3 separate regions of the Homo sapiens genome follow, and regions 2 and 3 are each linked to region 1. The links are chromatin contacts, found by Hi-C in ENCODE. All regions are on one chromosome and are shown on one strand. The core of a region is the stretch at or near the end of the contact, and the rest is flanking DNA. Distances in the headings are between cores, read along the strand shown.

The links. A loop is a pair of places that touch in the nucleus more often than their neighbours do. Pooled maps may share reads with other maps.
Region 2: a pooled map shows a loop between it and region 1 (22-fold over the local background). The contact joins the promoter of FAM241A here to the promoter of INTS12 in region 1. A Hi-C loop is called at or near these places in 5 of 50 pooled maps.
Region 3: a map of naive thymus-derived CD4-positive, alpha-beta T cell shows a loop between it and region 1 (10-fold over the local background). The contact joins the promoter of DNAJB14 here to the promoter of INTS12 in region 1. A Hi-C loop is called at or near these places in 1 of 168 maps with a recorded cell type or tissue (naive thymus-derived CD4-positive, alpha-beta T cell), 1 of 37 single-sample maps with no recorded cell type and 9 of 50 pooled maps.

Annotation. Positions count from the first base shown.
Region 1 is chr4:105,707,036-105,710,105 of GRCh38, forward strand. INTS12 (integrator complex subunit 12) reads right to left here and starts at 1,654. Exons shown (of 8, transcript NM_020395.4): 1 at 1,603-1,654. It overlaps GSTCD (glutathione S-transferase C-terminal domain containing), which reads left to right and starts at 1,749. Exons shown (of 12, transcript NM_001370181.1): 1 at 1,749-1,981. LOC124900747 (a long non-coding RNA gene) reads left to right here. Exons shown (of 2, transcript XR_007058214.1): 2 at 866-1,061. RefSeq lists an enhancer at 1,729-1,978.
Region 2 is chr4:112,143,950-112,147,019 of GRCh38, forward strand. FAM241A (family with sequence similarity 241 member A) reads left to right here and starts at 1,505. Exons shown (of 2, transcript NM_152400.3): 1 at 1,505-1,784. The coding sequence starts at 1,632. RefSeq lists a silencer at 1,286-1,935 and an enhancer at 2,276-2,415.
Region 3 is chr4:99,945,148-99,948,217 of GRCh38, forward strand. It overlaps DNAJB14 (DnaJ heat shock protein family (Hsp40) member B14), which reads right to left and starts at 1,471. Exons shown (of 8, transcript NM_001031723.4): 1 at 1,292-1,471. The coding sequence starts at 1,424. It overlaps H2AZ1 (H2A.Z variant histone 1), which reads right to left. Exons shown (of 5, transcript NM_002106.4): 5 at 2,941-3,070. RefSeq lists an enhancer at 855-904 and a silencer at 1,075-1,734.

The DNA.
Region 1 (3,070 bases), core at 404-2,903:
ATTTAAGAAGATTCAGTAACTGGCACAAAAATTATCATTCATCATCCCCAGATCTGCCTTATAGCTAGCTGACCCTGCCACTCTTATTTTTTTTGTCCAGGAAGCTCTTTACCTATTTTTATATATCTACATCCTATCAAGACCCTATTCAAATACTTCTCATGAAGATTTGACTGACAGCTGCTGTGCCCCTCTCCATTCCAAACCCTATTAATAGTCTCTCCATTCAAGGATATCTCATAGTGCTTTTTCATGGTATTGCAACTTTCTCCCTTGAAGCATTTTTTTTTTTTTTTGGCACAAGTGTTATGTCCCCTACAAAACTCTGAGTACTTTAAGGGCAGAGTCTATATTTATCTTTTTGCCTATCTCTTTGCCACTTTGCAAAGTACAACAAAATAATGGCTATAGAATTACTGGAATTAAGTGATCAAAGTATAGTGGTCTTATCTCTCCTTCTACACAATTGTAGCCATTTCCAAGGTCCCTTCAGCAAAAATCACAAAAGTAACTCACCCCTGCCCCCACAAAAAAAACTCCAAACATCAAAAAAGCAAAAGCAAAGCAATCACCTCTTTCACGACTGGGGACTTGTAGTACAATGTTCCTATCTGTAAAATTCTCACAATCTTTCGCCTGTCTTGCTTAATTCATTAATCCCACTGGTCTGTAAACTTGATGACAGCAGGAACTTGTTTTGTTCACTGTTATTTCCCTAGTGCTTGAAACTTAATAAGGGCTCAAAAATATTTATCGAATGAACGAACTAGGTTTTTTGCGTAAATGTCACCTTATAAGGCTTCTGTGATCTCTCCAGTCTAAATTGGGCATTCATATATAAATATAAGTATGTGCTTTCTCCTAGATCCATTTTTCACCCTACCTGGCAATCTCAAAAGAAGTCCAAAGTTGATCATATGCACGTGCCCCAGATGAAGGAAACAGAAACTGTTCACATAGAGTGCAGTATTATCGTTGCCATTTCATAATGGCTCTAAAAAACTTTGTTCTTCATGACTTCGCAAGCTCTTGCAACCCCTTCCAATAAACATTATTTTAAAGATGCTGCCTTTTTCATTCCTCCACTGAGTTCTTGGTTCTGGATAACACTGATACCTTAGGGACACCTGGAATCGCAGGAGAAAAGGCTCCGATTCCAAACCAATCAAGTGGCTGAAAGCTGACAGCAAACACTTAGAAAAGGAATGTCAATCCTTTGATCAAAGCATCACACATCGAAGTCCTAGAATGGGGGATGGTCCTTGACAGGGGAGCCAAAAGATGAGAGACAATGAGGGAGCTACGTAGAGAAGTCACTAAAACCCTCCGACAAAGTCCGAGGCAGGATTCCAAGTCCCTTGTCCCTAGACCTAGAAATATGCTCGGTCCGCATGTCCCGGCCCGCAACTCCCTCGGAGGAAGCACAGTCCTCACTGAAAGGGGAGAGCAGTCAGTCTAGGGCACGCAACCGCCCGTAAATTATGATTCCCCTTGAGGAGCGAGGAAACTAATACCCCACGTAGCTACTCTCCCACCTCGCTCCTGGCGCGGGGGTCTCGAGCCTCCAGGAGGCCAGGAGCAGAGTCGCTCAGCATAACTCACCGTTCCGCCCCGCCCTGCCGATCCGTCTGTTCCCGGTGGTCCCTTCGGAAACGGTTCCCGCACTGGCCGGCTCCGAAAGCAGGAAAACAAAGGTTCCCACAGTAGGGGCGGGGGAAACGTTTGGCAGTGCGACAGTAGGAAGTGACGTTACTTCCCTTTTTCCGGTCCGCCGGATTATGAATGACGGCCGGCGCGAGTATTTTCCACATAAGGTGGCTGTCGTTTTTCTCCTGGCGTCTGTGGAGGCGAGTGGTCTGCGGGCAGCAGCTCCCAGAGGCAGCCTTGGAATTCCAGCTCGGACTGGGCGGGAAGGCGCAGGCGGCCCAGGTCGCCGACACGCTCACGCACCCTCCCTGCCTGGCCGCGCCTCTGCGACCAGGTAAAGAGGGCGCTCGGGCCGCCGGCTTCTCAGCCTCCGCGACCCCCTAAGAACTGGTCTTTTCTTCGGGGGTCTGCAGGGCTGAGGATGCGGGGGAAGGGTGGGAAGGACAAGGGCGTGGTATCATCGTCCTGATTTTTCTCCCGCCCTGGGGCCGCCTCAAACTCCTTTTTGGCCACTCCTGCTGAAGGTGCGGGTTGAGGGCTCTGGGCTTCTCGGTAGTACGCGTTTCCCAGTTTCCCCCTAGCCAGTCCCTCATGTCTTCCTCTGCTGATGGAGAAATGGGGCAGCTTCCAGTTGGAGGCGTTGGTTGGGGTGGTTTGATATTTGCTGTTAAGTGTTACTTCAAGACCTCTTGGGTCACACTAACTTCTCTTCTCTCTTTGGCATTGAGTTTTCCATTCCAGCCCTTCCTGATTGCAGAAAGCAGTTCTATGTGAATACTACTTAACATTTACTCCAAAGGACTTGCTTCATTTGGGGCCATTTGCTTATGTTTTGTCATCACAGCAGTATCTCTTGGGTTTTTAACTTCTATAGAAAGTTTAATTTGCATGAAAGTTGCTTTGGTTTCAAAAACGTTTGCTAATACACGTACTTCCCATCCCAACTTTCTACCTGGTTTTGGGATGAGATGACTTGTTTTTTTCCCCTTTATTCTTAATGCCAGGATCCCATTCCTTGTCATAAATTCTTGAATATCAAGAAAATGCCAGCTTTAGTAATATATTGTGTGCTACATTATTGATAAAGAAGGTGGTGTATTTCTATTTTACCTAAGCTTATCTGTAAAAACAATGTTTACAGGAGAAAATGCAAAAGCTAGCAAGAACTAGTGATGTGATAATTTTAAACATGTAAACATAGTCATTTAAATCCATGATAATAAACTGTTATAACACAACTAAGTGATTCGCTGTCATATTTAATAAACATTAAGCTATGCGGGTTTTTTTTTCTTTTTTTTTAACTGCCTGATGGGGAGCATACACCACTGAGAGGATTGCTTTAAGCACACTCATTACTAAAAATTGTGTTTGTATTACACCTGAAAGTATCGTTTTGTGAGGTCTCACTTCAAAAATAAGA
Region 2 (3,070 bases), core at 255-2,754, 6.4 Mb after region 1:
AGAGAGATTGTGTGTATGAGAGATTGTGGGTGTGTGAGAAAGACTGAGAATCTCCTGACTACAAAAAACAGGAAACTTCTTTAAAATAAGCCTATGAGATTCTGCCTATTTTAATTCCTTCTCTGGGCCTGAAAACATTTTAATAGAAGATCCCAAATAACTCTTACTCTTCTCCATGTGTACACATGTTTACTTTCCATATTTACTTTTCTGTATTTTACCTGTACAATAACCCATCGTTTTCCCAATGTACAGATAAGGCATACACAGAAAAAAAAGTGATATTTTATTTAAACACCCTTCCATTTTCCTTGAATAAAATGGATGGAGTAGTACAAAAAATAATTATCAATTGGATATATTCCCCTCACCACCCACTGAGAAAGACATATTCTTACCCAGTTACAGAAAGATACATCATTTGATACACCATCAAACGACCCAAGGCTCCAACAAACAACACACACTAGGAAGCACTCAACAGAAAGGGACAAATACACAGACCTTCAGTGAGACACTAGGAAAGGAGGCTAAAGGAACAAGAGGGACAGTGAAATGTGTCTTCCTTGAAAAGGACGGGCAGATACTCAGGCAAGAACAGGGGTACTCTGCTGGAGAGTGTAACTGGGTGCATGTGTGTGTTTCTCTCTCACATACAAACCCACACACACTAATCTCTTATACAAATGCGCTCTCTCTTAAATATATGCACTGGCTCTCTCACACAAGTAATTTCTCTTTCACACTTGATCTCTCTCAGTTTCTGTTGTTCCCTCATACAATCTCTCTCTCACAGTCTCTTGCATACACATACAATCTCAATCTCTCTCTCTCTCTCTCTCTCTCTCTCTTTCCCCCCCCCCTCCTCTCTCTCTCTCTCTCTCTCTCTGAAACGGGGTCTGGTTCTGTCGCCCACGCTGGAGTGCAGTGGTGTGATCTCTGCTCACTGCAGCCTCGACTTCCCGCGCTGAGACGATCCTCCCACCTCAGCCTCCTGAGTAGCTGGGACCACACTGCCGCCACCACGCCCGCCTAATTCTATTTTTAGTAGAGATGGGGTTGCCCAGGCTGGTCTCCAACTCCTGGGCTCAAGCTATCTGCCCGCCTCGGCCTCCCAAAGTGCATACAATCTCTTATACGCAGTTTCTTTTATATAGAATCTCTCTCACACACACACACAAATCACGCTCAGCGTCTCTCTCACACTCTCTAACGGTCTCTTACGCACACACAATATCCCTCATACATACACACAGCCTCTCTCATGTACAATCTCCCTCATGCAGTGTATGTCCATAGTTTTTCACACAACACCCTTCTTCTCTCAGTCTGTCGGCCTCTCTCTCAATCTCACACACACACCCCCGCCCCCCAACACACCGTTGGCCCCGCCCCCTGTCTTGGCCCCTCCCCTGTACGGCTCCGCCCCGACGGCCGGGGGTTGGGCGAGCCAGTGACAGGAGGGGCCGGGCTGGTACTTCAGGCGCCCAGGCCGGCGGGGCGCGCTCCGGCGGCTCCTGTCAGCGGCGGGTGCGGCGGATCCCAGGGCAGCCTTCGGGCGGCGGCGCTGCCTGGTGCGTCGCGGCGTGGTCCTCCGGCGGCTGTCCGGGGCGGTAGGAGTTGGCTGCGGGATGTGCTCAGCCGGGGAGCTGCTGCGGGGCGGCGACGGCGGGGAACGCGACGAGGACGGGGACGCGCTGGCGGAGCGGGAGGCGGCAGGGACCGGGTGGGATCCCGGGGCGAGCCCGCGGCGGCGCGGACAGCGGCCGAAGGAGAGCGAGCAGGTGAGCGCGGGGAGGGGCGGCGGCGAAGCGGCCGGGTCGGGGGCCGCGAGCCCCGCCCGGCGTTGGAGGGAAGGGGCCCGGCCCGCGGGCCGCGCCGCAGCTCTGCCCCGCGTGGGCACTGGCTCCCCGGCGCTCTGGGAAGTCGTCGCCGGGAGCGGTTAGACGGCGCTCCCAGGAGGAGCGGCGGGGTCGCGCGAGTGCAGACGCCAGCGCCGGCCCCGGGGTCGCGTGTCTGGCGGGGTCAGCGTGGTTCGTCCCCTGGCGTCCGGCAGAGGATTCTCAGGCTGGCGCCCAGGGCTCGGAGGAAATGCCCTCCATAGCGGTGATTTATTTAAAAGCCTCACTTGTAAACACTTCTTTTTCAACTTCGAGTCCGTGCCCTGCGCCAGGTTTAGGAGACGCCGGCTCCCCTCCCGCCCTCCATCTTGCGTTTCCGAGCCCACACCTAGCGTGTCTGGAAGGTGTGGGTGGATTCCGTCCACGGGCAGCGCTGAAAGCATGAGTAGGAGCGGGTGTTACAATGAATGTCTTGACAGGGACTCTCCCAGAGCACGTTCTTCATAAATACAGATGAGATCAAAGCTTCAGTTAAAAAGTGGAGAGGCAAGAATATTGCTTTCGGTTATAAGAGGCCAGCCATAGTAAGGGAAAAGAGAAGTTGCGTAATTTTTTAAACTCTCTGAGTTTATCTCATTTAAATAAAGTGTGATAATGGGCATTATAACATCAAATATCTTAAAGATTAGGCAAAAGGTTTAATTTTAAAAATTGAATTGTATGTTGGATGAATTTTCTACAGCAAATACAGTATTTAGACTTTCCAAATACCTGAGGTAAGCCGCTCTTTAGACTCACATTAAGGAGCAGGAATTCAAATGATTATTGGCCTTTATTACAGCCTGTACTGTTAGGACAATTAATACCTGTCTCTCCTCATCTTTCTTCATCTGTCCTTTCTGTCACGTTTCACAAATTCCAGTATCATCACTAAATGCATTAATAGATGTATACCTTACATTGTTTCAATAGGTTACTTAGGAAACAGAGTAATACTGTGTGGCACACAAAATATGCCTTAGCGTTAGGTTTGATCACCACGTGGAGTGTAATTTTTCATCTGTGACAATATAAGAGAAAGTGACTCAAGCAAATAATTTGGTAGCTTGTTCTTCGGATTCCCTTCCTAGTGGTTTTTCCCGTTAACTATTCATTTGCTCAAGGGCTTGATTTCCTCTAACTTAAATTGCTTAACTGGAAAAGTGAAGAAGACAGCACAAGAATTCCTT
Region 3 (3,070 bases), core at 221-2,720, 5.8 Mb before region 1:
ATACTTCACTAATGGACTGCACACTTAAAAATAGTTAAGACCGTAAATTTGGCAGGTTTTTAAACCACAACTTAAAAAATTATTAACTCTTTTCTTTCATTTTATTTTCCTGTCCTCATGGGTATAGTGTTAGAAGGCAATGTAATGGAAAGGATAGAGAGAAAAGCAAAGAGCACAGGGCTTCAACGACGTAGAGAAAAAAATTTAAGAGACAACAAAACAAGTGGCCCCATATTTTCATTAATAATTTTCTACAATTAATTGAATCTATCGATAACTTTCTTCTTAACCTGGAAATACTAATGGCAAGGCAACAGTGTAGCGGTTAAAGGCCTTTTCGAGTCTGAAAGTTCAGCTACTATTCTGACTTTGCTACTAATTGTTGTGTGACCTTGGGTAAGATACTTTCATTCATTCGCTAATTCATTCATTAATTATCAGAAAGTCTGTTTCCACGTGGGTAAACCTGGTCAAATGAATCCTGCACCTCTACACAGAATTGTTCTGAGGAATAAATGAAATAATCCATGCAAAATGTTGGGCACAACTATTGGCACTTTGTGCTCAATAAATGTTGGCTATTATTACTCCGAAGCCTATCGAGTAGGAAAATAAATAAGCTGACTTCAACTAAAGGAAACCCAGTACCATATTCCTCAGAGATTTGGTTCGTCGATAATCATGGTGTTATCAAATCAGATACTCTTCAGCAATCATTACTGACTCTTGACCATTCTTGCCGAAAGTGTGCTCTTCTCTTTTAAAGGAACTCTCTCCCAGGGAAAAGCAATGTCATCTCAGGTATTCGATGTTTGCTTTGGGAACAGTTTTCTACAGATCTCAGAAACATGGAATCTGAGATTAGCCACTAGAGTACACCATTCCTCTCACTTCGATAGGGGCCTAGGCCTTATGTAGGACTGAGAATGGGGAGGGAGGGGGCCACATAAACAACACAGATACAAATAAAGCCTCACTGTGGTAAGACGGGACCAGACAAGTCTCCTCCAGGGAGAATGAAACCCGGACATTTAGGACAGCGGAACGCGGAGCCGGCGGGCAGGCGGGTGCAGAGGAACCTCGCGCAGCATTCCCCGAGCCCCAGCCCGGAGCCGGGGCTGGGGCCAGGGCGGGGGTGTGTCGGGATGCTCCCCACCGGGCCTGGGGCTGGGGCTGGCTCAGACAGGCCGGGGGCCCCGCAGGCCTCCAGGAGGGGCCGAGGTGGGGGCAGGGGCGGGCTACGCGGTGGTCTGGGGATTGGGCAGGAAGAGAAGGGACGCTGAGGTCTCACCGCGGGCCGAGGGCAGTGGGTAGAGCTTCTCGGCCTTCTGCAGGAAGCGCTGGGCCTTCTCGCGGTTGCCGGCGTTCAGGGCCTCCCGGGCGATCTCGACACATTTCTCAGCCTCATCCCTGTTCCCCTCCATAGCTTGCTCCTTCTTCCGTTTCCTCCGGCAGCGCAGCTAAGAAGGGCGGAAGCCGCCGCCGCGGAGGAGGCGAGGCGGGACCGGCTGGGGGCGTGCGGCGGCAGCGGGGAGGAGCGCAGGGGACCGCGGCAGCGGCTGCGACGGCCCGGGCGGACGGGCGGGCCTCGCAGCTCCGCCTCCTCACGGCGGCCTCCCCGCCCCCCGCGGGCCCCTAGGGCGCGATCCGCATCCGTCCCGGCCCAGGACCAACCTCCTGGGCCGGGGCGTCCGAGCTGACTCGGTGGTCCGCGCACGGCGCCAGCAGGCTCGAAGCGGACCTGCCCGGGAGGCGGACGATAGCAGCCGGGCTGCCCATCGCGGGGAGGGGTTCCGCCCGGGACCCGATTGCCGGCATTGGTAGCGCCGTGCCCTGTGACCTCCAGGCGAGGCCCTCGCAGCTCAGGCCAGGAGGACAGGGTCCGGGAAGGGGACACTCGTTTTCAGTAAAATTGCCAGGACTTGGAGGTTCCGCCTCTGGGCCCCTCAAGCGAGGGAGGATGCGGTCAGGTGAGGACCAAGGTGTCAGTCCAGTCTCAGCACTTCCGGGACACGTTAGAGCGTCGTTTGAACCTAATCTTAGGGCTTGTATGGCAGCCTTATTTCAGCTACATTTTTTCTGACCCGGATGTCTGGCTATCCAAAGTACAAAGCAGTTTAATTTGTAGCTTGCAACGAGTGGTGCAGATCGACCTTAATCCTGTGTAGCCAAAACAAGGCAGGAATCAGCCCCTCAGGGGCTGCCCTAACGAAAGCAAACTTTTGATTTCACCTTTTCCGTCCCATTTGGATAACATTACCACTTGGAAGTACCGTGTCTTGTTAGTCTTCGCGGTGGGGGTGGGGGGAATGTTTGCTATGTGCAAATTTTTTAAAAAAAAACATGACAAACTGTCAAAATGACCTGCTCAACCCAACCACAAGGTAACAATTTTTACATAATGCTGTGAGCCAAGCTGTTAATTCTGCTAACTACCATAACTCGGTACTTTCAAATAAGAAACCCTGCTTCTCTTCGATAAAATGGAGATAGTATATCCCCAATGATGTTACTGAGTACTTAACAACTTCAGACTTCAAAGCAGGGCCTGGCACGTAGCACTATTATCTTTAAAGTTTAAATTCGGAGTTCATTCTGTGGATATACAGGACATTCCTACCTATTCTCTCCCTCCCCAAGTCCACCATGCTAACAGCATACTAGTGCAGTGCTGTCACACAGCAAGCGAAGCCAATGTACAAACTGAAATGGTCACACTTAGCCTAAGAAACTGACAATCCCACTCCAGCTCCTGCCAACTTTTTAAATTAAAACTTTAGTAGCTCATATAACATTAAAAAAATATACTTGGGCTATCTCACTTTGTTGATCTACAGATTTGACAGTTCAGTCACAAAGAAATGTGCTTAGTTATTGCTGCTAGATGAGATACTCAAAACAAGTTCCTATTACAACCAAGCAAATTTAATACACAACTAGTTTGGGATATGACCTTTATTGAACTTATCCACCAGAGTGGAAATAATGTCTGTACAAAACCAAATGTTTGTTACTATAACTTCTGCATCACAATTAAAATCCAAACAGTTTTTTAAAAACAGTCAACTCA